Linked DNA regions of Homo sapiens: regions 2 and 3 are each linked to region 1. Evidence: chromatin loops called from intact Hi-C (ENCODE). Cell type or tissue: Caco-2. All regions are shown on one strand. Each heading gives the region's core, and the rest is flanking DNA. Links, peaks and the distances in the headings are about the cores only.

Region 1 (11,087 bases), core at 2,653-7,652:
TATTGCTGTATTCGAAGAGTTTTGAAAAGTATCTGGCACTTTATAAGTGTTCAATAATGAAAACATGACTGTCAAATATTATTCTAGTGTTTATAGGAAATAGAGAGGTATATCAGACATTGTTCTCACCTTCAGGGGCTGATAGCTTAGTGGAGACATAAGATATGAACATGGTCGTAATGCATGGCAGATTGATAAAAAGAAACAACTACTATGACTTATTCTTCTCACGCTGACATTATTTAAAATCCATTCATCTAAAAAAAATCCATAATAAGTTTCTTAATTCCAAGTATCATCTTATCTTCTTCATCATCACCATCACCACTTCTGACACCATTCACTCCACCACATGCAATGACCGCTCTCAACAGCTGACATAAGTGGAGAGTCGATGAGCGTCCTCTAACAGCAAATTGCTCATACATGAGCTGCTTCTCTCTTTCAAATTCCCAAGGGCAGCATTGGCCCTTTCTCTGCTCAGGTTCTGAACAACTGCAGAGCTTGAAGCAGCAGATATCATGAGTTATGAGATGTGAACTTTCCAGCTAGTATGGAGGTCAGTAAGCATAAGCGTTATGTCTGCATCATCATTGCATCCCAGAACCTAACCCAGTGCTAGGCACACACAGGTGTTCATAGGTGATGAATAAATTAGATGAAAGAACTTGAAGTCTTCGCTAATGGGAAAGGAAAGCTTTTGGAGATTTTGTTCTAAGTTTTTTCCCTGAAATTCTCAGAAGATTCTTTTTTAAGTTGTCTGTGACATCTATGAGCCAACCTATTGCCTGGTTTTCCAGTTTAAGTGTCGGTTGGTTGGAAGAGAGAAATCCTGGATGAATAACTTACCAGAGAATAACTAAATATGGATCAGTAGATAGGATCCCAGGGGTAGCATTTTTCACTGGAAAAAGCTGTTCCTATACTACATATTTGCTGTGCTTTTCAAATGTCGGGGCTCACTTGCTCATCAGTGAATCAGTAAAAAAGGAAATATTCCCTTCCTCAGTTGTCAGGCCCACAGTATTTTCTGCCCCAGGAACAACTATCTCCAGGGAATATTTTCATTTGAAACATCCATTTTCTTGCCCTGAAAGCCATAAAAGATGAGACAAATCACTCTGAAAGCAGGTACCAAGGTCTGGACTTTTCAGCCTGAACCATAGTTTACCTTGTTACATATGAAATGCTTAGGTATCGTCATTCTAATAATGTGGCTGATAGCATTGATAATAATTGGTTGTTTCTGAATAGTACTTTTGATTTATGGAGCAATTTAAAATTTTTATTCTTATGGCAACCTTGAGACAGGCAGGGGATGGTATTATTATAATAACAACTTTTTATGAAGAAACCAAGCCTCAGAGATGCTTAGTAGAGAATACAAAGTGATAATGTTAGATGGAAACCTGACTATTTAGCTGCTCTTTTCTTATACTTTTTTTCAGTTATTTTCATAAACTGGCCTATGAACCTATTGTTCCCGTAAGACAATAAATAATATGTAGTGACTGGGATTATTTCCTAAAAATCCACAAGATGGCAGTAAAAGATTTTGCATTGAACTGGAGACACTAGTGGAATGTGGCCTTTTGCCCAGTTTTCATACTAGTGATTGTATTTGATCACAGTATTAAAACTGGTTATCATAATGATAGCTTTTTAAAATATAACTCAATGAATTCAAGTGGAATTCAAACCTGAAAGTAACATTTGTGACTTTGTTTATTATTATTATTATTATTGTGAGGGTCCTGTATTTAAACATAAGAAACCACTAGGAATCAGCTGGGAGCTCTGATAGCCAAGATTTCTTGAGAAAGCTCAAAATGAGAAATGTTACTCCTTCTTCAACGTTGGACTGACCTATAATTCTCCTGCTTGAAGGGGAGAAATAGAGGGGTCAGGAAAAGGTCAATAGTTAATCTTCCTTATAATTTGATTTCTTGTTATTTCTCTATGTTCAGAATCTTTCCTGGAGGGAAACTTTCCTGATGGACCAATGTTGCTGTAAAACATATTCCAGGAACATTTATTGCCTATATCTCTCAGGTTTTGTGTGTAACATAAACTATACTAAGCTATGGGTAGTTTTTCATGTACTTTTATTATTCTACTCTCAGATTTATGATAGAATTAAGAAGAATGAAGACTATATTTTTCTTTTCTTTTTCTTTTCTTTTTCTTTTCTTCTTTTTTTTTTTTTTTTTTTTTTTGAGATAGAGTCTTGCTCTGTCTCCCAGGCTGGAGTATAGTGGCATGATCTTGGATCACTGCAACCTCAGCCTCCCAGGTCCAAGCAATTCTCCTGCCTCAGCCTCCCAGTTAGCTGGGGTTACAGGCATGTACCACAATGCCCAGCTAGTTTTTGTATTTTCAGTAGAGATGGGGTTTCACCATGTTGGCCAGGCTGGTCTCGAACTCCTGACCTCAGGTGATCCACCTGCCTCAGCCTCCCAAAGTGCTGGGATTACAGGTGTGAGCCACTACACCTGGCCTACATTTTTCTTTCATTTGGCGGAGGGTCTGCCTCCATGCTGAGCGGGAACTCCCTTTGTTGATGGGGCTCGTGATCATCATCAGGCACATATAGACCTGAGTCAGTAGACTCTGTAATTGAGAACATCAGAAAAAATCACACTGTTTCTGTTTCTAACATAAAGGCAAGCAAGTGTTCCTTAGCATCTCCTTTGTGTGTAGCAGACAGGACTTATGCCTCAAAAAGATGGCAGTGGATTTGCATAAACATGTAAAAACTTAAAAATGAACGTCAGGTATCTCTGGTTTTAAAGTCCTTTGGGCAGTCTCTTATGCTACCCAAATTTATCTTTCCCCTTTTCCTGACTTTTCTTCTCTAATGTCTTTTTACGTTCATATTCATAGTCATTTCTTATGACAAAGAGTACAACCTTAATTTTTGCTTGCTTGTCAGAGATTCTCTTTTCACCTTGGGTGGCTCACCATCTTTCCCTGAAGGAAAAAATATATATAGCTTTCATACCCTTACTAACATAGATTTAAACCTCCTGTCAGGAAATAAGATATTCCACTCCATTCCTCTGTTTATTCATGTATCCTCTCATCCCTGTCTACAACGAACTTGATAGGGGCTTCTGTGTTTATGTCACCTTGCTATGTGGAATGTAATGATGACTAAGCCATGTGTCATGTCCTTGGGATGCTTATAGTCTAACAGAAGTAATAAGCAGGTCCACCCCGAATTATACTATAAGAAAAGTACAGTGAGGCAAGGGAGTTCCATAGAAAAGGCAAAACCTCACCAGGTATTCTGAGGAGGATTCATGTTTTCCTTGGTAATGGAAAGACCTTCCCAGATCCTCACTGCAAGTCTAAGATAAACGATTTTTTCATCAGGCCACAAAGGAAGAACATGAAGTCCAATGCAGAAGTTTTGAAAAGCAGGAGTGCTCAAGAATTATCAACAGCCCAGACCAACAAGACACCAGATGCAGGAGACTATTTGGCCTCTGAATAAACGGGATGAGGAGTTTAAGCACTGGGCTAGGCTAGGAAAAGCAAATAGCTCCCAGGAGCAACAATTCAGTTACTCAGGACAACCTGAACAAACTCCTGATCTTCTCACTCCTCTGTAAAGTGAAAAGACGGAGACTCAGGATCTTTAAAGGCCCTTCCAGCTCCAATATGCTAGGAATGTATGTGTTTGAGAGAACTTTGTGTGATAAAAAGGATGCACTGAAGGGTTTTTGAACAATTAATTTTTTATTAGTTATGACTAAACGTATGTTAGTTATGAATAAAGACTTCCCTTTATTTTATTTATTTATTTTTTAATTAGAGACAGGGTCTCACTGCTGCTAGATTGTGCAGTAGCACAATCATAGCTCACTAAACCTTTGAGCTCCTGGGCTCACGCAATCCTCTCACCTCAACTTCTCAAATAGCTAGGACTATGAACATGCATCACCATACACAGCTAATTTTTAAAATATTTCTAAGATACTGGGTCTCACCATGTTGCCCAGGCTGTTTTTCAACTCTTGGCCTCAAGCAGTCCTCCCACCTCAGCCTCTCAAAGCACTGGGATCACAGGTGTGAACCACCTCACCCAGCCTAAGACTTCCCTTTAAATAATAAAAGTTTTAAAATCAGAAATTAAAATTAAAGGCATACATTCATACTTTTTTCAGAGTCCATTGGTTATAACTTAACCATCCAAATAAAGTCTCAATTCCTCGATATAGCTTCTCTTAACTTGTCCAGCCATATCTCTAAAAGTCAGTCTTTTCTCTGTCATGTAACTATATCTGACATTGTATCCTCTCCTGAAAACTTTCCCCACCCCACCTTCTTCTGAATAACTCTTCTATTCTATTCATCCTTCAAATCTTAGATTGTTATATTCTCTAAATGCCTTCTCTTGCCATTCCCACTTCACCTTCCAAAAACACACAGAAGCACCTCCAAGTTAGGTACCCCTCTTAATGTGCTTTGTATATCCCATACTCTTCCTATGACAGCACTTACCATGTTAATTTTTAAAGACATGTTTAGTACTCCATTTTCCTTACTCTATTGTAAGCCAGGACAATGCTTGTCTTGTTTACCTGACATATAATATATCTTATAAATATATAATGAATGAATGAAGCTAGATTACTATTTTAAGTCAGTAGATTCTGAGTAAAGATCTAGTAAAATAAATGCATGGCCAACAATGCATGGGCAGTATACACCTGTATTGCGCAGGACACAATGTTAGGTACTGTCCCTATAGGCTGATTATTTAAAGGTTTCCAGCTGACAGGAATGTGTGTAACCTAACCAAACTTGAAGAATATTTATAAGATATTGTGTCTGACATCTCAAAAATCAAAATGAGAAACAAACAAAATGTAGTTATATCTTTTGTATAGCAACCACTAGAGGGCAATGAAAGCAAACGTTGAACATCCTTTGGGGGAAAGGAATTGTAAAATGTTTTCTGATTGAAATCTGGGCATATAATCTTATGTTTGGGATAGTTATAGGACCTGTAGGCTGTGGTTTCTGTGATTATGGGTTTAGTAGTTATAATTACCTTTCTAGTGTGGAATTCAAACCTAGATTCTCTGTGATAATAACATCACCTTACACTGCATGTATTATCTCATATGAACCTCCTGTAGCACTACCAGGGAATATACTATTTTCCCATTTTCCAGTGAAAAAAAACTGAGGTTCAGAGGCATTAAGCTAGTAAGTAGCCATAAGGTAGCAAAATATTGACACAAATCCTATAAATACTTATTAACTACTTACATTTACCAGGCATACAAAATTCTCTGCTAAGACAGACAGTCTGGGAAAATACAGGTTCCAAAATTAATTGTACCAGTTTAGAATGGAGACATATGGCAACAGCTCCTTAAAAGAAGATCTTGTGGTTTTAGGTAGCCATCTGATGATGCTGCCAATAGGCTAATAGGCTGGAGCCTATTTACGGAAATGTAGTCCTGGAATGTGGGAAGGAGACATCCTTCTGTCTCCACACTGGTTAGACTCTATCTAAGCTATATGTTCCACTCTAGTTGCTGCATTTTTATAAAGATATCAAGAAGCCACAGAATAGGATTAAGGTTCCTGGACATGATATATTAGAGGGTGAAGGGCAAAGTGAAATGTCCCAAAGAAGGAGAGAGAAAGAGAGGGAATTAGACACAGTGATGCTTAAGCTATAGGCTCAGGAGCCAGAGTGGGTCCGACTTGGCATACCTACTAAAAACAGGAAATGAGTAATTCCAGAGATCTGGGTTGGCCTCTTATCCATGTCAGATATTGAAGAGAATACTTGTTTGTATTCTCCAGGATTCACACAGAGCTAAAGAAGAAGCCTTTTTACTGCTTTAATCTGAGCAGACATCAGAAGCACTTTCCAGAGGCCCCCATGAGGCCTGTGTGCAGGGAGCTAAGCATGGCCTTGCTTGGTAACTGCAATAGCTGAAGTAAAGTGAAAGGCACTGAACATTCAAACAGGTTCTTTCGGCTTGCCCCAGCAAGCTCAACCTGCAGCTTGCCCACCACTTTCTTCCATTCTCTGCTCCATCCACCTCTTGTGTGTGTATCCCCAAGGTGGGCTGCAGGAGTTCTGTGGTCCAGCTGGAGCGTAGGCACTATGGGAGTAAATTTTCTTGGCCCCAGGATAAATCTGTGTCACCAACAGAGAACGCACATCACAGGGTCAGCTGGCCCTTAACCAACCTTCCCACCTCTGGTTACGTGATGGTAACTATCCAGAATGAATTTATTGAGAATTTTGCTTCAGAGGAGGTTATTCACCACAGTAAGGTCTCCATTATAAGAACTGGATCAGTTAGCATGGCCCGTGCAATCACCATGTTATTAAAAGACTTGAGGGATGAAGTTGCCTTTGTAGCTGTTGATAATGGTGAATTGAAGGGTGTGAGACAATGGATCTTAAACATGGCAGTCTTTTCCTAAAACTGCCAGATAGTGCTTCCAGCAAAGATTATCTCATCTCTGCAAACTCCAACCTAGTGATTATCACATCAGGTGCATGCCAGGAAAAAGGTGAAACACTTTAATTTAGTCAGTCTAAATGTGGCCATCGTTAAATTAATGATGTCTAATATTACTCAATATAGTCCTGCTGCAAATTGATAGTTTCCAGTCCAGTGGATATCTTAATTTATGTAGCTTAGAAATTGAGTACATTTTTCAAAACCCATATTATTGGAAATGGCTGTAATCTGGACACTGCCCATTTCCATTTCTTGACTGTGCAAGTGCTTGGAATCCACTCTGGAAGCTGCCATGGGTGGATCTTTGGAGAGCATGGGGACTCAAGTGTTCCTGTGTGGAGTGGAGTGAACATTGCTGGTGTCCCTCTGAAGGATCTAAACTCAGATAAAGGAATTGATCAAGATCTAGAGCAAGGGGGAAAATGTCCACAAAGAAGTGATTGCCAGTGCTTATGAAATTATGAAAATGAAAGGTTATACTTCTTGGGCCATTGGCCCATCTGTAACAGATTGAACAGAAAGCATTTTAGAGAATCCTAGGAGAGCGCATTCAGTTTCCACATAATTAAGGGCCTCTATGGAATGAATGATGTATTCTTCAGTGTTCCTCGTATCTGAGAGAGAATGGTCTTGCAGACCTTACACAGGTAAAGCTGACCCTTGAAGATGTGGCCCATTTGTAAAGGAGCACAGAAACACTTTGGGAATTCAGAAGAAGCTCAAGCTTTAAAGTTGTGTAAAGCTATCATTCTGAAATTATAGAAGAAGAGAAATAGCAGTTTTGGGATTATATATAAACCTTTTGAATAAACTTGAATTCCTAAAAATAGGAAATAGGAAAGGGAGTAGAGTAACGGCCCTGTTTATTTAGCCTCTATCGCTTTTATTATTAGCATCCAGATGCTGAATGATACTTATTTTTTACAATTCCTAAGCGATTGCATCAAAGAAGGTGTTTTTGATACGTCTGATGTGCCAGTACTTGCCTTGTATGTATATGCACTTGCCATTTGGTCCAAAAGAATGTATGATCTAGGTGTTTATTGTTTTATAGAAATCCTGATTCTTTTAAATACGTTCTAATATTTTTTTGGTCTGATGGGCTTATATTATACTCATTTACATACTCTTTTTAGAAGTCATTACTTTCTCTACAATGTAAAAATAAAAGTGCACATAAAGAAAAAAAAGTGAGTCTGCATCCTGACTCTGTTGTTTGTAATTGTGAATTTCGGCAATTTATTTAACTTCTCTGTGCCTCAGTTTTCTTATCAATAAAATGATGACTGTGTCTACGTATAGGGCTGTTATGAGGAGAAATTGATAATACATGTGGTGTTTAGTGTAACATTTCGCACCTGGAAGGATTTGATAAATGTTGGCTGTTATTTTTGTTGTTGTTGCTGCTGCTGCTGTTGTTTTTGTTGATAAAGCACTTGCAAGACCATTCTGCAGAAATGAAGGTAGACTTATTTGTGTTGCCCTAGAAAATGCCATTAGAACCAAAAGAGGCATCATCTAAAAGCAAGAGTTCGTAACAGGTTTAGTTTTAAATACTAAACCATGTATCGCCTAACTGATCTTGAACAAGTCACTCAACCTTACTCAGTCTCCATTTTCTGATGTTACTGAGGACTTAATGTGTCTGTTCACTGTGCTAAGCACTGTGGGTGGAGTGAAAAGGCCTTGTGTCACTGCATTGTAGTTACTCAAGCAGGAGCCAGCTGACCATCTGCAGGCATTTAGAGGGCTTGGGAGAAAGCATTCCTGCAAAGGATGGAATTTTTTTATCAAATCTCAGAGGATCCTATAAACAATCTTTGTTTCTGCTCTTGAAAATGTTGGAAATGAAATTTGTTCTCACTTTGAAATTGTCTTCCTCTGATACGGCACGAGGCTGGTCCTCAAATGGACTTGCATTCAAAAGTATTTCCCTTGAAGTAGTACCTGCCTTTTGAGGGTAACTGGATTCCTTTATTTCTCAAAGGTTAAGAAGATGAAAAAGTATGGCTTTGGAACCAGCAAGAGGCTTGAACCCTGCTTTACTATCAACTAGATGTGCAAACTTTGGACAAGTACTTAGCTTCCCCAAACTGAGTCTTCTTATTTATAAAATGGAGCCAATGACTCCTGCTTCAAAGGATTGTTATGGGGGTTAAATGTGCCAAGGGGTATAGAGCACCCATCATGGTGCCTGACACAAAGCAAGTGGTCCTGCCTTCTTTGACAGTGCCACCAACAGTCCCAGTGCTCAAGGCTCTAAGAATGAGCTTCAACTCTAAGAGGAATGGGCATTGGCCTTCTGGTCATCATCCCATCTCCTCAACTCTGTAACATTGTGCAACTCCTGCCAGATAAAAGCTGACCTCAAGTACATTTCCCACAATTCTGGTCCCTCCTCACACTCTATGGTACCTAGGGGTCTAGTGTCCTCATGCTCTTTCTTGTCTGTCCTTCAGTGAAAGAAATCAGATGAAGGAGTTCACACTGAGGTTGAATGTTAGGAAACAGGCAAAGCATTATTTTAACTAACTATATCGAGATTTTCACAGTATATCTACTAAGTTTAAGACCAAAACAGTGAATCTCAAATGGTGGGATTATAGGATTCCCAGTAAACCTTATGAGGAAAGAATTTCAGAAACATCATAAGTGCTTCATAGGATTATTCATTTATACATCTCAAAAATGGCTACATAAGGCTGTGATCTTCTTCATACCAAACCCAAGTCTTATTTTTATTGATTTCAGTACATGACATGACACAGCCCCTGGCACATTGTAGATGTTCAATAAATGTGGACTAGATAGTCTTGAGGCCATATCAGATGGACAAATATATTTCTTAGCCCATCTATTACTGTTAAACACAACCACAAACCATCTATAAAACACTTGGGATGGGAGAGTTGGAAGACATAGAAGTATTTTGCTTTAGTGTTAAGGATAGAGGAAATAACAGTTCTTCTAGAAAATGCCCTGTAACTGGGGAGAATTTCATAGGAGAAGTAGGATTTGAATTGAGCTTCCCAAGGCAAGGGTGGCAGCATGACATGTGGCTACGAAGAAGAGTGTTTCCAGCTCAGTAGACAGATGGAAGTTCAAAAGCTACTAGTAAAGGGTGTTGATGACAAGTTCTAGGTAGAAGCTAGCTTGTTTTGAAAACCTGAACCCCAGCATACATATTCTTGTCTTCATTTTAGTTTCCTTGGAACACTTTAAACACTTCTCCCACATTTTTCTCTCACACTTCTACACACTCCCAGTCCTCAGTCTCTGCCACATATACAGCAGGGGAAAAAATAGGGCTCTCTTTCTCTTTCTCTCTGTTATACTAGTTTCCTCTAATCTTTTGCTCAGTAATATATCACAGAACAACTTTCAGCTCATTAGCTGACAACTCCAATGTTGTTCTTTTAGAATGGTCAAAGATTTACTCTTTTCCCTGATAGCCAACAATACATAAGACTTTAATGTCCCTTTTCACATTTCCTGAGGCTAAAATTTTCACAACATTTAACTCAAATTTAAACTTCCTAAAACTATTTTGGGAAAAAGAACCAGGAAGATTTATTTTAACATTATTTTTCTTAATCAAAACAGCAAATGTCGTGAATTTTACACACTAAACATACTTTTTAGTGAGGAAATACTCTTCTAGAAAAAAATTGAAATTGTACATGCTATTTACATTAAAAAGTAGAAATTAAAATTTTCTTTTAGTGATATTAATAATGTTATTAGGCTGAACCATATGAAGTTGCCATTTCTGTAGGTCAAGTTGAATATTGTCAATTTTGTGTGGTTCAACCTAATACAGACTCTTGCATAGAGGTTACAGCCATAGATTATACTAAGAAAAGAGTCTTCAAAGAATTTAGTCCAGAAAAAATGAATTTATTGGTTTACTGATTTGAAAAGGGTGCTTAAACAAAGCAGAAGTATTCTTCAATTTCCCATAGTAAAAGCAAAAGCTACCATTCATTGAGTGGGTTTTCATCTGCATCACCTTATTCAGTTCTCAATATAACTCTGCAACCATTTTGAAGTAGATATTCCTATCATCACTTAATAGATGTACAGAGTCAAAATTCCAATCCTGAGTCTGCTGGACAAAACCCACACTCTTTCCCTTCTATTACACTACCTCAGAGATTTAACACAGAAGATAAACCACTTCTCCAAAATACAATACCAGTTAGCGTCAGGACTTGGAGTTATGGGTACATATTGAGTTATTTGCATAGAAAGCTTGACTTTCTACAGTTAGGTCTTTGAGAAAAAATTCTATAAAGTAGGAGATCATCTTATATATACTGAGCTCCTCAAGAACAGAGGCTATCTAAATAATCTTTGAATCCATGGGACATGGCACAGAACCTATTGTAAATCATAAATAAACATAGTAAATCACAAATAAATGTTTCTAGAATAAATGAGTAAACAAAAGAATGACTTTTGCATGGGAAAAGGCAGAATAGGTTCATAGCTCTTTGCAGAATCAAACATCTTACAGTATGTAGGTATTTTAAAACCACAAGATAGAATCACAGAATCATAACTCCGAATGGAATACCAGAGTTCCTC
Region 2 (11,087 bases), core at 3,231-8,230, 290 kb after region 1:
AGGAAATTGCATAATCTTCAGAGTCAAGCTGTTCTGCACTGAAAAATCAATGACTATTTAGTGATTTATGCCAAACTTCTTTTTTAAGTCTATAATTTAAGAAAGGGAAATATATGTAAGAGAGAGTATGAGAGAGCTATCAGTATCCTTACTATATGTCAGCAACGTGCAATGTGTGTCTCTTTTATGTTGTAAACCCTTTCTAAAGTAAGGTATGGTATAAACAAATAAATCATCCTATTTATCCTTGGGCTGGGACAGAACAGAGATGATAGTTGTTATTTGAAGTAATATGAGTAGCCATTATAAAAACCCAGACAGTTTACATACACCTCTCTTTTAAAAAAAAAATTGTAGAGACAAGGTCTCTCTCTGTTGCCCAGGCTGGTCTCAAACTCTTGGGCTCAAGGAATCCTCCTGCCTTGGCCTCCCAAAGTGCTGGAATCCCACAATGCCCGGCATACATACATCTCTTAATCACCACAAGACTTCAAAGGAAATCATTTATTTCCTCTTTATAGATTTAAAGAAACTGAGGCTTAGAGAGGTGAAGAAAAATTCATGTCTGACTGATTCCAAAGTTCACAATCTGCTTACTATAGCATGCTTTCTTTTTTATTGACATCATGTAACACTTGTGCAATTTAAGAAAAATAAAGAAGTAAATTGAACTGGGTTTAGCTTTGTCAAAACCTAACTTGGGCATAAACTTAAATCCTGAGGAGAAGCTGGTTTTCCTAGATGATGCACATCTTTCTGAAGGAGAACATTCTAAAGTGAGCTCAGATATACACACTTTCTCACTGTGGCCTGCTAAAATAAAATGAGGGAACAAGTCTTGCTGAATGACTTCATTCATTTATTTAATAAACCTTTATTAGATCCAATACAAGGCAGCTTGATAAGTAATGTGGAGGTGTAAAGACAAATAAATCATGGTCACTTTCCTGACGGAGCAGGTCTTCTGGGGGACAGAATGAGTGTCTACAGGGAGGAAGTGATTAATACCAAAGGAGAAGGGCAGAAAACACGTTTTCAGTGCAGAAAAGGAGATTCCAGCTTGAATTAGGGGGCGTTGAAGGATTAGGAAAATAGGGACTGGGGTTAGGAGTAAGATACAGAATAAGTATGAAATAAAACATGGTTCACTTTCATTACAGGGAACAATTTGTGAAGGAGAATGAAAAGAATCAGAACTGGAAAGTTAGACTCAAGTCAGTTTTGATGCCTAAAATTTTCCAGGAAACTTATACTTTATCCTGTAAGCAATAAAGAATTTTAAGGGTTGTGACCAACCAGACCAGGTTGATTTTCTCTGGGCTAATGCCCTGAAGGTACCTATATCACTGCCTATACAGGCTGCATTATGAGGTCCTTCTAGGCAAAGATCTGAATCTACTCATCTGTATGCCCCAGCACCTAGCACGATGTCTACCTTAAACATACTAGCTACTCAACACATAGAGCAAAGGGAATGGAATGTTCAGAAGTGGGTTTCTGAGAGATCAGTCTGGCAGCTGTGGGAAGGAAAGGTTGGAGGAGAGAGACTGGCAATAGGAAATGTTTGAGAAAGCTATTACAGTATTCTGGGTGTAAGATTCTGAAAACCTGAACTCAAAAGTGGCAATAGGAAAGCAAAATAGGAAACCATTTCTAAAGAGATCAGAGAGGACTATCATCCTTGGACATTTGTCCCGACTGTTCCTAGTAATATTCTATTTCCTTTTCCAAAGCCTTACGCTCCCTTTAAGAGCAGATGTTGATTATGAGAGAGGGGATGGGGCAGAAGCTACAGGGATAGGTTGATAGCAAACTCCCAAAATCAAACTGCAGCTGGCATTGAGAAATCTCATTTCTATTTCATAGATTCTTAGAACTTTCCATATGGCCATTGACTTAATTTACAAATGAAGAAACTGAGACTCATTTCTCTAGGACACACAAAGAGCTGGTAGCAGAGCCTACTATTGTGTCACTTATCAAAAAATCAATGTGACAGTCAGTATTTCGTTAGCAAGATGGGAATTTTATTTGCTTCACCAGAGTGAGTTATAGGGATTGATTTTGTCACAGCTTCAAAGTGACATTTTGACAAAAGAAATGTCATTACTGCCCTCGAAAGAAAGCTCTTTAATGGAGCCGGTCTTGGAATGGCCAGAGCCAGGCAAAGATCTCAAATGTCCAGAGGTGATCTACAGATCCATGGAGGAGAGGTGGAAGGAGAGCCATACTGCTGCACTCCAGGGGGCATCAGGAAGGCAGGCTTTGCCCTCAAGGTGAATAAACTCAGAAGAGGCTACTCTTTGATGTCTTTGTTATTACTTTTCTTATTCCAAGCCTTCTAACACCTTCCTCACTGGTCTTCCTGGCTCACCTTTCCTCTCGGATTCTTTCCCTATACTGCATGCAGTGTGGTTTTAACTGGTCTTATATTTTTATGTATAAAGAACAAAGATAGGCATATGTCCAGGGAATTTTGCAGCTTCAATAGCCCAACGTGGAGACACTTTATAACTTGTTATGTTTTCTTTTGAATGTGATAATCACATCTATCCAAACCTTGAGTTCCCTTGTCCACTGAGAACCACCTGAGCCAGCACACAGATAACTGTCTGATCAAGATGTGCTAGTGGCTTTTCTGAAAATGGTTCTCAGAGGAAACCCCAGTCAAGTCTCCATGTCTGAGACATGTTAAGGTGTGTCCTATGTAAACCCTGAAAGCCGATGGAACTCAAGGAACATTTTGGGATGAAAAAGTTCATATTATTTTATGTATTCCTCATAGTCTATTTGTCTCAAGTTGCTGATGACGAAACTGCTATTCTGTGGAATGGCGTGGAGAATAAACTACATTCCTTATGTATTTTTGTGCACAGGCATTTCTGCCACTTGGGTCCACAAAGCACTGCCATTGAAACTGTCAAGTTAATCTGCAACCTTATATACAAAATGTATTATAATTTATAACTGAAAAATCTGTTCACAGTGCACACACACACATACTCATGTTTACAATATATTTCAGTTTCTAAAAGAGATATCGTTCAAAATGAGCCTTGAAGAATCAGTAAAATCTAATCAGGTGTAAAAAGATGAAAAGAGTGTTGTTGGCAGAAATCAGGAAACAGCCCGGTGTGCTCAGGGAAGCCAAGGAAGCTTAATATTACGTAAGTGCAAAGCATAAGTACAAAGCTTCAAGTGTCCAGAGATAACGCAGAGAAGTTGGAAACCAGGTCATGAAGGTCCTCCATCTTGAGGGCAGTGGAAAGCCTTGGGAGGAATTCAGCAGAGGTTAGATTAGAATTTAGCAGATCATTTTGCTGTGGTGTGAAATAAATTTCCAGAGGGAGGCAGCCCCAGAGGGCAGGGATCCATTTCAGTAATTCAGGTAAGACATGGAAAAGACCTGACCCAGGACCATAGAGTAGCTGTGGAGAGAAGAAACCAGAAAATTTTCAGCAGGAAAAAAAAAAAGTGTATCCTGCAGCATCTACATCAGAATCAGCTGAGGTGCTTATTAAAAATGGAGGTGAGCAGGCTCAACCCCTGTCCTGCAGGATCAGAATCTCTGGAGATGGGGGCAGGAAAGCTGCATTTTAACAAGCTCCCCAGAGATTTTGTTAGGCATGCTACTAATTTGAGATACACAGGCACAGTGGAAAAGTTTGGAATCAGACAGAATAACCAACTCCTATCAATTATCATAACTTATCTAAGCCTAATATGTGAAAATAGAAATCATATTAAAAGATACAATATATGTAAAGTACTAAGAAATATTAGTCTATCTTTTGCCCACCCCTACCCACAAGCACATACCTCTTAAACTCTCACCCTTATAAGGCTAGAATGAGCAACTTCCTAACACTACTCTTTTCTTTAGATTCCAAATCTCCTTTTGCACAGAGGAAGAAGGGAGAGTTGCCAAAACTGCCCTGTGTGCATTTGCATACGGTGTTTTTGACCTTGTGCTTGTTTAGTTGGGGAGAGAAGTTACCACTGGCTGACTCTAATGGGCAGGAAGATGGAGCTTGGCAGCAGGACTGATTCTAAACCCCGCCCCCTGCCCCTGCCATTGGCTGCAAATCCAGATGGTTTCTGAGTTCTCTGCTATCTTGTGTAGCTACCTACAGGAATTTCTAGAAGAACACACTTGATCAGTGCTTACTGCTTTGGAGAACCATTGCATCTCATTTAGGATACCAGTTATTCTGAACATCTGTAGATTTGTTATTTTCTACATATTATTTTTATAACCATTGCTCATTTGCTCCTAACAGTAACCCTGTGAGGTAAATATTATAAATATGCCCGTTTTGCAGATGAGAAAACTGAAGTTAAGAAAGGATAGATAAATTACCCAAGCTCCTACAGCTAGTAAGTGGCAGAGCTGGGCCCTGCATTACATATTGTTATTGTGCAAGCAAATCAAAATAATTGATTCTTTAGAAGATTTTTACATATGAACTAATTCCAGATGTTAGTAGCATAGCTAATTCTATCCATTCAAGTACTGATGGTAAGACTAAAGTAATATAAATAGGAGTTGTATAATATGTGGTTATGTAATATAAATAACAAGTATAGTTTTATCAGATAACACTGAGCTTTTGTTAAATCTTCTTTTCATCATTAATTCAAGGTAAGTATTATTCAGAAAATTTAGCTCAACCCATTTCTACTTTGGGAATTATTAAAGAATAAATTCTGATTCACTATAGGACTTCCTTTCATCTGACTCTGTAGTAATAGGCCTACAGTCATACCGTTGAGCTTGCAGGTTTCACTTTGCAAAAGTTTTTAACTATCTCAAAGCTAAAACATCAACACTGAAAGATAAAGATGCAGAAGTGAATGTCCAGTCATCTGACTTGCTCACTATGGTAATTATTGCCAGACTCTTAGCAAGTAAAAAGAGTATATCTTGCCTCTTAACTATACATTGTGTTTATATGTGGGTAAAAAGGTTTTTTTAAAAAATAATAGCACGTGTAATATCTGAAAAGAGTTTCAGCAACAGCTTCCAATATGTTCTTAATATTTATAAAAATACCTAATTACCTTGCATTTTGATTAAAAAAAAAAGGGGGGGGGGGCTCTAAAATTAGACTATCCTATTCTTAACTTTTCTGACTACATGACCTGGAGCAAATAGCTTCTCTTTCTGAGATGTGATTTTTCAACTATAATAATAAACTCTGGAGAATAGATAGCAAGTTCCTTGAAGGCCAGGACTATGAATTATTTAGGGCCTAAAATAGTTCATGGCACTCAACCAATAAGTATTGAATTAAATAATGTGAGAAGAAAGAACATGGTGTATTAGGAGAAAAATCATGTAAATTAGAAGGCACAGATCACTTTTTTTTTTTCTATAGGTTGTGAATGCAGAACCAAATAATTTATTGTTGCCTTTAGAGGAAGGTTCTCTTGATCTGAGTGTTACTTCCTTTTATTTCAATAAATAGGTTTTGAGTTTCCTGTATGCACTGGATACCGCTCTGGCCACTGGGTGGAGACGTAGATGAATAAGACCCCACCTCTGCCATCCCAAGACTTTCTTTTGGTACACACCACACACATACATATACACACAGCTATAGCATAAGGCAAAAAAGTTTAGCAAAACATGAATAGAGTCTTAACAGGTATTCAAATGGGCGGGAGAGCCTACTCCATGTGAGAGCAATTAAGAAAGGGTCCGAAGAAAAGGTAGCATTTTAGCTAACTCTGTGAGGAGTAAGTGCACTTTAACACTTAGAAAACAGCAGGAGCAAAAGTAAACGAATAGAGGGTATCTGGTGACCAGCGAGTATTCCATTCAATGGGCACACACAATGGGGCAGTGGTAAGGTTGTAAACATAGCTTGAGGCCCAGTAACAGAGGGCATTAAGTATTCCTTTAAAATTTTTGAAGAGGCTCTTCTTTGGGTACTGGGGAGCCCTTCAAGGTTATTGGATGGAGGAGTGACAGGCTGTGTTTGTAAATAAAGAGGTTGACTCTTGCTGGGAGGATGGATGGTGGGGACTTGGGAGGGACTGGAGTAGGGAGACACCTAGGGAAGGACGGTGGGATGACTCAGGGGAGAAATCATAGAGCCTACATCCTAGGAATTGAAGGGAGCCCACAGATGGCAATGGCATGTAGGGGAGACTGTTAAAAATGTCATTCATGAACATGTGGGGGACCCTGAATAGAATTGGTAGAGAAGGGGTAAAAGGCGAATGGTGCAAAGTAACTGCCCACTAGGAGGACAGTGGAAGGGAAATAAACTTGGCAGAGTCCAGACCGGAAATTAAAATTGTATGTATGCTTTTAAATCTATCCTCTAGCAGGCATCTCACCAACACCTCACTCCAACACATTTGCCTTACCTGGTAAATCAAGTCTGCAGCATTAAGTAATTGCTACGTGTTATCAGAAATCAATGGCAGTTTATACATGATACTGGAATAACCACCAAATTAAACTGAAAACCAACCCAGGTCAGAATAAAAAAAATTGTCACTAAAGTAAACTTTTTAAAATTGAAACTAATTTTAGATTGATTGCCAGGTTAAAACCAGAAAGCTGGCTGTGATAAATCCACTTCTCCCCCAGGACTAAAATTCTTTGTGGATACTGGAAAATAAGTCCTTGTATTTGCAAAGCACTTTTGTACCTTACCCATTTGATAAATAAAGAGGCAGGGTCAGAGGAAATAAGTGACCTGTGTGCAGTCACACAGCCAGACACTGTTCTTTGGAGGTCCATGAATATTTATTTAGTATACAGTTCCATTTAATTTGTGAAGGTTTACAAGACGTCTTTCATGTTCAGCACTGTTCTAGGGCCTGGGGGAAAACAAGGACGCCTGAGCCTTTGCCCATGCTCTTGGCAAACATTAAATGGTCTGGCAAACATTTGGATTTCCTTTGAAGTTGGCAGTCTCGATACATGATCTATTCTTCTTAGGCAGTCAACAAACTTAGTACTGCCATCCCAGCTATGCCACTGGCTGTGTCATCTGAGACAGACCAGTTACTCCTATGTAAAGTGGGACATGTAAGAGGGTTAAACTTACCTCATTAAGATGCGAGCTACACAAGAGTCATAGCATGAAGGCTATTGAGTCAAATCAAAAGTATACCTCTCAAGAAAAACATCCATGTGTAGCCCACTCTATCTATCTATCTATCTATCTATCTATCTATCTATCTATCTACCTACCTACTTACCTGTCTGTCTTTCTTTCTATCTATCTATCTATCTATCTATCTACCTACCTACCTATCTACCTACCTGTCTGTCTGTCTTTCTATCTATCTACCTGCCTACCTACTTACCTACCTAGCTAGTTAGCTATCTTTCTATCTATGACAACGCAGTAAGCACCATGAACCTGCCACCTAATGTGAAAGCATGAGCAATGAAAGGTATATCATGACTAAGGATTATGATTTTTCCCTTTCTGTGCACTTGAAATCCCTGTAAGAGAAAAAGAGAAAAATAATTTCCATGACTCCAGGGCTATTGGTATACATAGGCAACAATGGGGAAGCTATGAGAAACATCTTTTATTTGTTAGTAGTGATAACCGTAATGCAGTTTCCATTCATTCACAGAGTTCTGAGAAATCTGAGTGACACAACTACAAAGTGAGAACTTTTCCAATTACTGTCTCAAATTTATTACAAGCACTTGTCAATATAAGTGAAAGCCTATCTCACTTGAAAAGAAGTAAAAAGTTTGCAGATATGCCATTCGCCTTTTATGTTTTGACAACTTCATGAACATTTGTAAAGATTTTACTAACACGTCCTGTTTGAACACTCTTGATGTGGTGGTTTTTCCTGGAAGGCCCTAAGAAGCCACCATTTTGCTCTGTAATTGACTTGTGCTCACCTGCCCAAAGAATTAATACCATAATGAATTTGGGGCATGAGGTAAATGTGAATGACAAACCTGGTCACTCCTTATTCATAGAGAAGGATTCTGTGAACACCTCCCAAGTCTAATGGCTCTAGGTGAAGTGGAGTCTAAGCCCAAATGACAGTCAGAAAAAGACAGATATGAATCTACGATTGCCAATGGATGGAATGATTGCTTTGTTGCAGGTAAAAGCTCCCCATCACCCAGCTCATCCCATGAGCTGCCTGAACTTCTGTGTTTATGCCCTTCGCAGTAATAGGCAAAGCTCACATTTGGCAAATAAAGAATTTGACTTTGATTAGTATTTTTTAAATGTGATAACAATACAATTGATGTTTTTTGAAGATTACATATAAGCCAGGTGTTTTTGCTAAATAGAACAATTTTTCTCATTAAATCTTCACAAGAATCCCATGAGGTGAAGAATATAGGGTCCCCTTTTAAAGAAAATAATATTTCTGGGCACCCATGCCCCCAAGTGTTGACTAAATCTTTTTATAATGATGTTACCTAAATACATAAAAAACACAAAATTAGGGGCAAATACCTTATAGCTCTTATATCATCTATCATGTTCAAATAAATTTACAAATTAAACACCATATATGTAATAGTGGTATATTGTAACAATAAAATTCAAAATTACAGCATTAATGTGATTAGTGATACTTTAGTAAAACTAAATCTTCTTCCACAATGTAATCGTGGTTGTGGCTGCTGTGTGGAAATTTTGGAGTTGCACCTGCTGAGTGCTAGGGAAGACTCAGTTCTCTCACCACTGTTTCTCTACAGTACACCCCGCTGCAGAACCACTGCAAAGGCCCCATCTGGGTCTTACTCCATACCATTTACCCAGCCCCTAGTACTGAGACTGACACCTTGGAGTCATTAAATGAATAATTATGGACCTCAGTTATACTACAGACACCCTCTGTGGCTGCTCTCTCTGCACTGTGTTTTAAGTTCCTGACCCCCACACTTGATGGGTTTTCTTGCCTAGTTGCACAGTGCTCAGCTGTACTCTCTTGGCACTGTCAGCAGATAGCTGTATGGAGCAGCCCCTCAGTCCAGCCCCCTCCCACACTGAATTTGCTATTTTAAATCTACGAGCTGAGAAACCCCAGGAACAAACTTCTTTTTTTTATTTATTTATCGTTAATTCTCATTTTTACCATTTTTAATTTCATCTCACATCATAGTAAGTACAAATATATACATATATATATGCTAAGACTCTGATGGGTAGATTTTGTGACTTTTCTGTCAACTGTGCAGCTCTGCTTCTTTGGGATATATAATTCAGACACTTAAAGTTGCTGGTTAGAAGATGGCCGAATAGGAACAGCTCCAGTCTACAGCTCCCAGCATGAGCAACACAGAAGACAAATCACTTCTGCATTTCCAACTGAGGTACTGGGTTCATCTCACTGGGGATTGTCGGATAGCGGGTGCAGTGCACCGAGCATGAGCCGAAGCAGGGTGAGGCATCGCTGAAGCAGGGTGAGGCATTGCCTCACCCGGGAAGCACAAGAGGTCAGGGAATTCCCTTTCCCAGCCAAGAAAAGGGGTGACAGATGGCACCTGGAAAATCAGGTCACTCCCACCCTAATACTGCGCTTTTCCAATGGTCTTAGCAAACGTCACACCAGGAGATTATATCCCGCGCCTGGCTTGGAGGGTTCTACGCCCATGGAGCCTCACTCTTTGCTAGCACAGCAGTCTGAGATCAAACTGCAAGGTGGCAGCAAGGCTGGGGGAGGGGCTCCCGCCATTGCCAAGGCTTGAGTAGGTAAACAAAGCAGCTGGGAAGCTCAAACTGGGTGGAGCCCACCACAGCTCAAGGAGGCCTGCCTGCCTCTGTAGACTCCACCTCTGGGGGCAGGGCATAGCCAAACAAAAGGCACCAGAAACCTCTGCAGACTTAAATGTTCCTGTCTGACAGCTTTGAAGAGAGTAGTGGTTCTCCCAGCATGCACCTTGAGATCTGAGAACAGACAGACTGCCTCCTCAAGTGGGTCCCTGACCCCCGAGTAGCCTAACTGGGAGTCACCCCCCAGTAAGGGCAGACTGACACCTCACATGGCCGAGTACTCCTCTGAGACAACACTGCCAGAGGAACGATCAGGCAGCAACATTTGCTGTTCACCAATATCCGCTGTTCTGCAGCCTCTGCTGCTGATACCCAGGCAAACAGGGTCTGGAGTGGACCTCCGGCAAACTCCAACAGACCTGCAGCTGAGGGTACTGACTGTTAGAAGGAAAACTAACAAACAGAAAGGACATCCACACCAAAACCCCATCTGTACGTCACCATCATCAAAGACCAAAGGTAGATAAAACCACAAAGATGGGGAAAAAACAGAGCAGAAAAACTGAAAATTCTAAGAATCAGATCACCTCTCCTCCTCCAAAGGAACGCAGCTCCTCACCAGCAATGGAACAAAGCTGGACAGAGACTGACTTCGATGAGTTGAGAGAAGAAGGCTTCAGAAGATCAAACTACTCCGAGCTAAAGAAGGAAGTTTGAACCCATGGCAAAGAAGTTAAAAACCTTGAAGAAAGATTAGACGAATGGCTAGCTAGAATAACCAATGCAGAGAAGTCCATAAAGGACCTGACGGAGCTGAAAACCACAGCATGAGAACTACGTGACGAATGCACAAGCCTCAGTAGCCAATTCGATCAACTAGAAGAAAGGGTATCAGTGATGGAAGATCAAATGAATGAAATGAAGCAAGCAGAGTTTAGAGAAAAAAGAATAAAAAGAAATGCACAAAGCCTCCAAGAAATATGGGACTATGTGAAAAGACCAAATCTACATCTGATTGGTGTACCTGAAAGTGACGGGGAGAATGGAACCAAGTTGAAAAACACTCTGCAGGATATTATCCAGGAGAACTTCCCCAATCTAGCAAGGCAGGCCAACATTCAGATTCAGGAAATACAGAGAATGCCACAAAGATACTCCTTGAGAAGAGCAACTCCAAGACACATAATTGTCAGATTCACCAAAGTTGTAATGAAGAAAAAAATGTTAAGGGCAGCCAGAGAGAAAGGTCAGGTTACCCAAAAGGGAAGCCCATCAGACTAACAGCGGATCTCTCGGCAGAAACTCTACAAGCCAGAAGAGAGACGGGCCCAATATTCAACATTATTAAAGAAAAGAATTTTCAAC
Region 3 (11,087 bases), core at 2,649-7,648, 100 kb after region 1:
CAGGAATACTTTCATGACAGTAAGCCTAAGAGTATGGTTGTTAGAGCATTTGTAAGAGCTGGGCAAACATTTCAGTAACATTTTTTTCATGCCTACGCAATTCCAGGTCCTAAGCTAAAAACAGAAAGAAAAACAAGATCTAGTCCCTGCCTACAAGGAGCTTAAAGTCTAGTAAAAGAAAGACTTATAAAAAACCAAATACATTAAAGCATTGAAGATTATGTGAGAAAAGTCTGTATGATGGGCCAAAAGGAAAGAAGTAGAATCGAGAAAAAAAAATCTCTTTTCCAAAACATTCTATTATGTGATCAAAAGGAAATCATCCCTTGACCTCTCGATCTTTGGTTTCTATCTGCAAAATGGGTATAATCTGTGACAGTGACCTAATACTTTTTTTGGGATCCATTTTGAAGAGCATTTGGAGAGGACTTAAAACAGTTTGTATATCCCCGAGCATAGATAAATCCCCATGTTAAAACACAGTGCATCTAAAGCAACACCACTGAGCTGTCAATTTTTATCACTAGTTCTATAAAACTTACTGAGAGACACTGAAGTTCTTGTAGAAATGAAAAATGAGCAACTGATGTTAATTCCACTGGTTAAGTAGGAAAAGCCAGGGCCTGAGAGTAAGACAACTGGCCAAGAACCCCAGGACTGGCTGCCAGGGCTGCTGGCTCCCTCCCATTCTCTAGTCTCTGTGCTTGAAGCTGTAACTTAATGGTTTTAAGTAGGAAATAGATTTATTGATATGTGGTTTTCTTCTGCGGAAAATCAAAATAAACCAAAAAGAAAGAAAAAACAAACAAAAAAACACGTGCTTCCCTGACCTTTGGAGTTAGGACTCTCATGGAGTTTTAAATGTACTAAGCAGATCTTTATTGAGCACTTGCTATGTTATGTGCCAGGCATGGTGGGCATTGGAGGACAAATCAAACATGACCTCCATCCTCACAGAGCTTAGAATCCAGTTTGGGGGCAATCAAAATGCAATATAATCAATGTAATCAATACTATGGGAGTCTTATAGGCTCCTAGGTGAGGAATGCTTAATTCAGCCTAATGAGATGATCAGAAAAGGCCTCCTGGAAGAAGAAATGTCAAAGCTGAGGTGTGAAACATTGAGAAGTCAACCCTGAAGAGTGGAAAGGAGAAGGAACAGTAAGTAGAAAAGTAGGACAGGGAGAGGGAGCTCTCAGCTTGTCCTAGGAAGTGAAAGTAGTTCAATAGGCAGGAGCTTAGATGAGTATCTGGTCGGGCCTGGATTGCTAGGAAGGACCTGAATCAGAGAAGGATCACGGAACAATCGTTATGCCCAGTTGAGTTTGATTTTTAGTCTGAAGGTAGTAAAACCAGTTAAGTGGTTTTAAGCAGGAAAGGGACAAGATCAATTTTGCCATTAGAAAAAAATCACATCTCTCTGCAGTGAACAAAGGACAGTCATTAAGAAGACAAGGGTGGGGATCATTTGCCTCAAAGGTGGAAATGTCAGGTATAGGCCTCAGCTGGCTGCTCTCTTGCCTCTTTAGTGTGGAAAACTCTAAGATTATACTTATAGTCGTTCCCAGGTTTTGAATGCAAGGAATCCCTTTTTAACTGTTTGAGAATGCTGGTACTTTTAGATTCTGTTGATAAAGATAATGGTGAATGATAGAATGATACATCAAATTAAATTATTCACAGTGCAATCTATGTATATTTAATATCTAGTAGGAAATATATGGAGAAGATATTCTTGATTCAGCATGTGGAATGTTTGGTGCCTGGTGGATTTGAGGATTCTTTCCCAGAACACCAATGATTCCTGTGAGTTTTTGATCCTCAGACTTGGGACCAGAGGGAAGGAGTTAAAATTGTAGTTACCAGTTTCATCCATGTCCTTGCAAGGACATGAACTCATCCTTTTTTTATGGCTGCATAGTATTCCATGGTGTATATGTGCCACATTTTCTTTATCCAGTCTATCATTGACTGGATTTGGGTTGGTCCCAAGACTTTGCTAATGTGAACAGTGCTGCAATAAACATATGTGTGCATGTGTCTTTATAGTAGAATGATTTATAATCCTTTGGGTATATACCTAGTAATGGGATTGCTGGGTCAAATGACATTTCTTGTTCTAGATCCTTGAGGAATCGCCACACTGTCTTCCACAATGGTTGAACTAATTTACACTCCCACCAACGTGGCACACGTGTACCTATGTAACAAACCTGCATGCTGTGCACATGTACCCTAGAACTTAAAGTATAATAATAATAAAACAAATTATAGTTATCAGTAGTGAGTTAACTGATCCTCTCAAAGGGCTCCTGTAATGATAGCTGTTACTGTGGAGCTTACTGTATCCAGCAGCTTTAGAAATGCTACTCATCTTTCAAATGAGGAAGCACATGTTAATGTTAGAGAGGTTAAGTAGCCTAGTATGGCTTCTCTGACTGACATTCACTTCAATATATCCTGAGATTCAAATGAATTGAATGTTTGAATTCCAGCTCTACTATTTATCTATGTGATCTTAGACAGATTACTTAATCTCTAATAGTATCAGTTTTCTTATCTATGAAATGGGTATACTATCTACCATATGGAGTCAGATCATTATTAAAGTAGATAATGCACATTAAAAGGCTTGATAGCCCTCAATTAAGTGTCTCCCCACCATTCCTTCTTTTCCTCTTTTTCTTTATCTTTTCTCCCCATTTCCTCTGCATTTGCCTACATTTTACTCTCTTCTCCTCTTCCTCAATTGTTTCCCCTTTAGAACTACTCCTTTTCTCTCTTTCTTAATCTTCACATAATATTAAACTGACATTTTAAAGTTTTACTTTAGTTACATTTGTAGTTTCTATTCTTAACATAAACAGCAACCAACTGTTTCTGTTTTGTTAAGAACAAAACAGTTGCTTTGGAATCAAGTTGTTTTATGTATGTGACCCTTAGTAGAAAAATATGTCCCACTTGCACAACATTGACCCAATAGTATGTTTTCAGACCCACTCTGGCAACTTCACTTACTTCACACTTTTGATACTCTAGAGATGAATCATCCACCTAATTCTCTGCTGAAAAGACATCTGTGTTCCTAGCCAATGCTCTTTTCATCCTTGCACATTCGCAAGTACTCTGGCAAATACTGTATGCCTCAGTCAGAAAACAGTGAAGTCAGGTCTCCTGAAATGCAGCCAGCAGTTGACGAAGCAGGTGCAGAATTACAGATGGTGCAATTGCCACAGTGCAGTAGTGTGAAGAGAGTTTTCTAAAGTACTTTTTGGAATTTATTCATCCCTCATTTTAAAAGCATATTTTCCATTGCATATTAAAATCTACAATAAAAGCTTAATGAACCAAACTGGAATAATTTATCTTCTGGAAATATATTCCTTATGTCACTCTTTCCCTGAGTTTCCAAGTAGCCCAACTCTCTGCCCTATAGCTTTCAAGGCCTTCCATGATCTGGTTTTCATCGTCATCTCATTCTTCCCTCCTGCTGCTCACGTAGGAACATGAACCCTACATTTAAATACTTTCTTTAGGCTTCTCCTGAAAAATACTTTGTCTTGCCATTCTCCAAGTATTTGTGTTTTTGATGTTCTTCGACTCTGGAAATCCGTCTTTTATGCAAACCTCACCCATTCTTCAAATCTCAGTTCAAGTTTTTCCTTTTTTGACTACTCCAAGTTAAAGCAACCTTCTAAATTCCTTTAATGAGGTAGTGTAACTTATGGGGAAAATTGTGGAATCTGGAGCTGGAATGCCTAGGTTCAAATTCTTCCCCAATGATGAGATCTTTTTACCTTCTTCAGACAATTTATTTATCAGTAAGAAAACAGATAAGATTTTAAGGGTTTTAAAAAGATTAAAGGAGGAAAACATGTGAAAGCACTGTGTAACTAATATGATAATCTGCCTAGTGTATTCATTTATCTTTTCCTTTTTGTATATTCTCAGTTTGCAATTAAACAAATATTTAGTAAAAAAATAAATTTTTTTTTATTTTCTTTCTTTTTTTTTCAACTTTTATTTTAAGTTCCGGGGTACATGGGCAGGATGCGCAGGTTTATTACATAGGTAAACTTGTGCCACGGTGATTTGCTGCACAGATCATCCCATCACCTAGGTATTAAGCCTAGCATCCATTAGCTATTCTTCCTGATGCTCTCCGTGCCCCTGTCCCCACTGACAGCCCCCAGTGTGTGTTGTTTCCCACTGTGTGTCCATGTATTCTCATCATTCAGCTCCCACTTATAAGTGAGAACATTCAGTGTTCAGTTTTCTGTTCCTGTGTTAGTTTGCTAAGGATAATGGCATCCAACTCCATCCATGTCCCTGCAAAGGACAGAATCTTGATCCTTTTTTTTGAGATGGATTTATGTTCTCTTGCCCAGGCTGGAGTGAAGTGGCATGATCTCAGCTCACTGCAACCTCTGCCCCACAGGTTCAAGTAATTCTCCCACCTCAGCCTCCCGAGTAGCTGGGATTACAGGCATGCAACACCACACCGGGCTAATTTTTTGTATTTTTAATAGAGAGGGGATTTCACCATGTTGGTTAGGCTGGTCTCAAACTCCTGACCTCAGGTGATCCACCCGCCTCAGCCTCCCAAAGTACTAGGATTACAGGTGTAAGCCACCACGCCCGGCAAATCTTGATCCTTTTTATGACTGCATGGTATTCCGTGGTGTATATGTACGACATTTTCTTTATCTAGTCTATCATTGATGGGCATTTAGGTTGATTCCACGTCTTTACTATTGTGAATAGTGCTGCAGTGAACATACACGTGCATGTATCTTTATAATAGAATGACTTATATTCCTTTAGGTGTATACCCAATAATAGGATTGCTGGGCCAAATGGTATTTCTGCCACTAGGTCTTTGAGGAATCACTACACTGTCTTCCACAATGGTTGGACTTATTTACACTCCCACCAACAGTGTAAATGCAACTTTTTTCCTGCAACCTCACCAAGATCCGGTTTTTTTGTTTGTTTGTTTGTTTTTTGCTTTTTGACTTTTTAATAACAGCTATTCTGACTGGCATGAGATAGTATCTCGTTGTGGTTTTGATTTGCATTTCTCTAATAATTTGATGTTGAGCTTAGTAAAAAATAAATTCTTTAAAAGAATATGTACATGCTTCACCAAGTAGAGTCTAAAATGATTATAGCAAGCTCTCAGGTGACCTAGTACTCCTGCTTTGGCCCATGGAGCATGCTTTGATTAGCAAGGCTTCCTGTAAACCCTAATAAAAAGACAGGCAATGGAAACACCCACACACTTAGACTGGAGTCTAGACATGATACTTGCACAGTGACCCTCATCTTAGTGTTCAATTATGTTTTTCTGCCTGTAACTTTTCTTACAACTGTGAAAGCTGGCTAGCTGGGTAGTTACCTTGGTCACACATAGATATTAGTCAGCCTGAGGTGCCAAGTGTGTTACTTCAGAATAAATATAAAACTCACCAGCAAACTTGCAGGGTTCCCACAGGGTGAACTTGATCTACACTGAGGTGCCTGCCCTATGACGACAGTCCAATGACTCACTTGACGTCAAGTCACAGATGGACGTCATCCCATTACCCGAGAAGACCTCCTTTTGTAGCAAATGATACCACAGAGGCGTCCAAGTGAGGGGAAATGCTGGGAAGCTAGTTATCTGTCTAACTAACCTTCAGCAGTGTAGTGCCTCTACTGAGCAGAGTGGTCATAGCATCTATACACCCTATCCCATGTGATTGTCCCTTTACACAGCTTATCAGTGACATTTTGGCCTTTGCTGAGTTGTCATCTTCTTTATCTAGTTCTCTTTGTGTGCACAAGGCAAGAAGGAATGTGTATCTGATTTTGAATTGCATTCTTTGAATGCACAGTTCAATAAGGGGGTTGGTGACTGCTGAGGCTATGGTTTTATAGTCAGGATCTAGTTATGTGGAACCTTAGGTGTGTCACCTAACCAAGTATCAGGCTTTACATTTGTCAAAGGGGCTGTGAGAATAAATGAGACAGTCCATGTTAAGAGTTTAACACAGTCCTTGGGTACAGTTAGTGCTCCATGAAAATTGGTTACATTTATTAGTATTACAAATGATTGTTACTAGCATATTTATGTTACTATAATACTTTATAATATTACATTTACCTTTTTTATTCTGGAGTATATTTATATGAACCCATTCCACCTGCCCTCAGCTTCTTCTCGCTACTAGAAAAATACATAGGATTTGGAGTCAGAAAATTTATTTCTGTTGTATTTACAAGACTAAACCCTAAATGTCTCTCATGTCCTACTAACTACATGAATGTCCTTGTACCAGTTTCAAGCTTTGGTTATGCCGTCCACATCTGCAAATAGAAACATGTTATATGAACTATATATTGTTGTTAATTAGTCTCTGATTATCCTCTTCTGTCATTCCAATACCACTGCTCTTTGTTCCTATGAATTGTCCATCTTGGCACTCACTATCTTATACTAAAATTATCCGCTTCTTGTGTCTTCCTCTTGAGTGGATGAAAAGTATCTGGCCAGGCAAGGTGGCTCATGCCTATAATCCCAGCATTTGGGAGGCTGAGCGGGGGTGGATCACTTGAGATCAGAAGTTCGAGACCAACCTGGCCAATGTAGTGAAACCCTGTCTGTATCAAAAATAAAAAATTAATCAGGCATGGTGGCGGGTACCTGTAGTCCAAGCTACTTGGGAGGCTGAGGCAGGAGAATTGCTTGAATCCAGGAGGCGGAGATTGCAGTGAGCCGAGATGGTGCCACTGCACTCCAGACTGGGCAACAGAATAACACTCAGTCTCAAAAAAAAAAAAAAGTACCTTATTTGCTGTGCTGGGCTTCATTCCATCCACATTTCACATGTGTTAAATGAAATAGTTCAGGACAGTGTACCCACCTCATATTCCTCTCTCCTTTGTTTTCATATGATCCCAGGCACCCTATTTTCATGTTACACTTTCCCCTTTGCTTTTTCTAAAATCTTTCACAAAATGCTCACCCACAACAGTGAGACACACCTATCCAGTGGAGTGTGGACAGCAAGAGGGTAAAGCTAGAAAGGGTTGGGAAAGGAAGGCCTAACCTGATTTTTAGAGGCTGTATCTGCCCTTTCAATGATCACCTACTTACGCTTAGAACCTTCTTTCTCCTGCCTTCTTTTGCTAAGTAACCAGGAAGGTCAAGTGCCATTGTTACTTTCCAAATGACTTGGGGGGGATCACTTCCAGATACATCAAGTTCTGCTTCTGAAGACCTGTATCAACAGTTAATTTGGAGAGTCAAGTTTCACCTTCTGAAACAAGCCAAGGCTGTTATGTAACCTGAAGTTCTTTGTTGAAAACAAAACCTGCAGATGCTGAGAAAGCTAAATTAAACTTCTTACTTGCCACTCAGCCACTAAGCATCACAGGCAGCCTAGAGAATATTACCAGCACTGGGGTGGTAAATGTAATGATTGTAATGAAACACCATATTCACCTACCAGCCAGTGTGATTTTAAAAGTCTGCCCAGATTAGTTGGCCAGAAAGCAAACTAAGGTGGAGCTGAACTTTACAATGTGGTTCTTGCTTAATGAGCAATCTTGTTGAAAAAACTAAAGTTATATATATATGTGTGTGTGTGTGTATATATATTATATATATGTATATATAATATATATAACTTTATACATATATACGTATATGTATATATGTACATATATGTATATATACATACATATATACACACATATACACACACACACACACACAGTGTAAAATTTTGTCCTAGGCATGCTGATTTCAGACTTTTATTTTTTTCCTCTCAAAAAGATTCTTTCTTGATGAATTGCATAATTAAGAAGGGGACCTGAATGAATATTATTGGCAGCTACCCCAGGACTCAGACTTGTCTCTTACCTTTAAGAGGGGAAGAGAACAAGCAGCGGTTGAGTACATACCACATACAGTGGACTCTGCTTGTTCCCCTAATAAATCATCAAGTAAAGTCAGGGAAATGGGCACCAGCAGCCTCATACTAGAGACTATGAAAAACAGATTTACACAGGAAATAATTTGTCCAAGATCACTCAACTAGTAAATAAGTGGCAGAGCTGGAATGCAATCCAAGTCTTTCTCTCATGATCCAAAGAGAATACCCACTAAGCCTACACAGCCTTGGGCATTGATCTTCTATCCCCCAGTTTCTTCCTTAGTATCTGGGTTCCATATCCCATTAAAAAAAAGGATTCCAAAATAGATCCTTCAGTCTGCAGAATCTAAATGTAAATTGTAATTAAGTAGTATTAGCTAATTAGGTACTTTAAGGAAAATACAGTACTTTAAGGAAATACATAGCTCTGTAATTTAAAAAAATGGCAACATATTGCAATTTTTGACCATAAAACACAAGTGATACGAAATTGGGGAGGTACATAAAGCCAAGTATTGAAAGACATTTGTTATCATATTGTCTTGAGAATGATTACCAAATTTCTGGCCTTGTTTTATGGCTTCACACCTTTCATAGGTTATATAGCTGTTTCTCCTCTTTGTTTACAGTCAGATCTTGGGCTACTGATACTTTCTCCCTGTCAGGTATTAAATAGCAACGTATATTATATTTTTCTATTTTCAACATTTGTGCTGGTAATTCATGCCAAAAGCAAACATGGCTCATTGTTTTTTATCTGACATTCAACAAATATTTATTGAGCATCACTGTGTACAGGTACTATCTGTTTCCTAGGTACTTTGTGTTCTAGAGATTTTCCCATATGTGCCACTGTGAACATTCTAAATGTTTCAGATCTAGTTTAGGAACTTCAAATATAACTTAAACACAGAATAAATTTCCAACAATTATCATAATATCTAATATTTATTGCAAGATTGCCATGTGCCAAGTATTAATGATAAGAGCTTTTACGTAAATTTCATGTAATAATCACCACAACCTCATGATGGAATACAATTAGTATCATGCTTTTTTGCAAATGAGGAAGCTCTGGATTTAAAAGACTATTACATAGTTCACTCAAGATCATATAACTAGTTAAAGTATCAAAGGTGGGACTCTAACTCAGGCCCATATGACAGAAGCTGCACGTTTTTAACCCTATGCATTCTGCCTTCTGGAAAATTTTATTCTGTTAGGGCAAGCAAACATTGAACTATGTGTGCTGGGTGCTGGGATATAAAGATGATTAAGACAGGGTTCCTGCTTTCAAGAACCGTGAGTGCACTGAGAGGGAACAGACACTCAACCAATCTCAAAAGCATTGTGCACTTGTTTGTTTGTGTTTTTGTTATTGCTGTTGTTATTGTTGTTGTTGAGACCGAGTCTCACTCTGTTGTCCAGGCTGAAGTGCAGTGGCACCACCTCAGCTCACTGCAACCTCTGCCTCCCAGGTTCAAACGATTCTCTTGCCTCAGCCTCATGAGTAGCTGGGAGTACAGGCATGCACCACAACGCCCCACTAATTTTTTGTATTTTTAATAAAGATGGGTTTTCACCATGTTAGCCAGGCTGGTCTTGAACTCCTGACCTCAGGTGATCTGCCCCCCTCGGCCTCCCAAAGTGCTGGGATTATAGGCGTAAGCCACTGAGCCCGGCCAACAGTGTGCACTTGTTATATGTCATGCACTGCACGGTACTGGATATAATTCAGGAATAAGGCACAATCTCTACCTTCAAGGAACTCTTGTCAGAGACAGATATAGAAACAGGAACTCCTAAGGGCAACTGATTTCTACTTCTGTTCTCCTATATAGGAGAAGTTTGGATGCTTATAGGCCCTGGGGGAGTCAGTGTTGTTCTAGGGCTCTGCAGCCAGTCCTTCAGCCTCATCTTTTGTTCTCCATTTATTGATGACCTCAGGCAGACCACTTAGTTCTAGAAAGCTATTTTCTCGTATTTGAAATAGAGATAAAAGTATATATAAATAGAGATAAAAGTATGACCTACTTCATGGAGTTGATTTTGATAATTAAGTGATAAAATGTATGGAAAGTATCTATGTTTGCTTGATGATAAGTGTTAATTACTTTTGTTGTTATCATGACCCCATATGGGTTAGAAGAATCTTAAAGGTGTTGTCACCTCTTGCACTCAGTCTTGCATTTTTTCTGCCAAACTAACTCAAGGCATTGCTGTAGCAACCAGCTTCATCCAGGTGTAACTGACACCACCTTGCCTTAGCTGCCACGCCTCTCTCTGCTTTCTACCCGAGAGCCCACTCGCCACTCTGGCATGCACAAAACTGGACGTGCAAGGGAGTTGGCATCGCATGTGGCAACTCTCGACAATTGGAGAGGAAGGGAACTGGTGGGTAGAGCTCTCCTCCATCCCTTGGATAGATAGTTCTGAATTGCATTGTGTATGCTCCTCAGAAGGTTTCCCTGCTTCCTCTTTCCTCTTCTCAGGATCACTGCTCAAAATGAACTATCACATGTGAGCCTCTGCATATATTACTGCAAACCTTTGATTCAAGCTCTGCTTTCCTGGGGATTATGGAAGTGCAGTTGGAGAGGGTGAGAATCATAGGAGTTGGGGGATATTATGTATTTGGATTCCCCCTATAATATCTTTGCCAAGTGGTCATTCAGCCGCTGCCTTAACATGTCCTATGAAAGGAATATGCTGTCTCCAGTACCATGTCTAGGCACTAGACACATGTCCCCGGCACCTAGCACAACACCTGATATAGAATAGGAGCTTAATAAACATTGTCAAATAAATTTTTAAGTAAAAATTTTGTTGGTTTTAAAATGTTTTTTTTTTTTTTTAGATGGAGTCTTGCTCTGTCACCCAGGCTGGAGTGCAGTGGCGCGATCTCAGCTCACTGCAACCTCTGCCTCCCGGGTTCAAGCGATTCTCCTGCCTCAACCTCCCGAGTAGCTGGGACTACAGGCACCCGCCACCATGCCCAGCTAATTTTTTGTATTTTTAGTAGAGACGGGGTTTCACCATGTTGGCCAGGATGGTCTCAATCTCCTGACTTCATGATCCACCAGCCTTGGCCTCCCAAAGTGCTGGGATTACAGGCGTGAGCCACCACGCCCGGCCTAGTTTTAAAATGTTTAATTGTGAAGTTGAAAC

What was found. A loop is a pair of places that touch in the nucleus more often than their neighbours do. Peaks named below come from ENCODE experiments on the same cell type or tissue, not always from the same donor. Only the 100,000 strongest peaks of a DNase experiment are listed, where the experiment ranks them.
Region 2: it touches region 1 in a loop (19-fold over the local background); 12 of 110 quality-filtered maps call a loop at or near these places.
Region 3: it touches region 1 in a loop (5-fold over the local background); 8 of 110 quality-filtered maps call a loop at or near these places.

Annotation. Positions count from the first base shown.
Region 1 is chr11:83,810,599-83,821,685 of GRCh38, reverse strand. The region is part of intron 17 of DLG2 (discs large MAGUK scaffold protein 2); the gene reads left to right. It also overlaps the pseudogene LDHAL6DP. Among named protein-coding and RNA genes, the nearest start is that of DLG2-AS2, 180 kb to the right of the region's middle. In Caco-2, for the core only: CTCF peaks have their summits at 4,706 and 4,916 (motif pointing right); no DNase peak of the experiment used is centred there.
Region 2 is chr11:83,516,814-83,527,900 of GRCh38, reverse strand. The region is part of intron 21 of DLG2 (discs large MAGUK scaffold protein 2); the gene reads left to right. Among named protein-coding and RNA genes, the nearest start is that of DLG2-AS2, 120 kb to the left of the region's middle. In Caco-2, for the core only: CTCF peaks have their summits at 5,468 (motif pointing right) and 6,091; a DNase peak (open chromatin) is centred at 6,040.
Region 3 is chr11:83,705,904-83,716,990 of GRCh38, reverse strand. The region is part of intron 18 of DLG2 (discs large MAGUK scaffold protein 2); the gene reads left to right. The region is part of intron 10 of DLG2-AS2 (DLG2 antisense RNA 2); the gene reads right to left. Among named protein-coding and RNA genes, the nearest start is that of DLG2-AS2, 74 kb to the right of the region's middle. In Caco-2, for the core only: CTCF peaks have their summits at 5,476 and 5,682; a DNase peak (open chromatin) is centred at 5,710.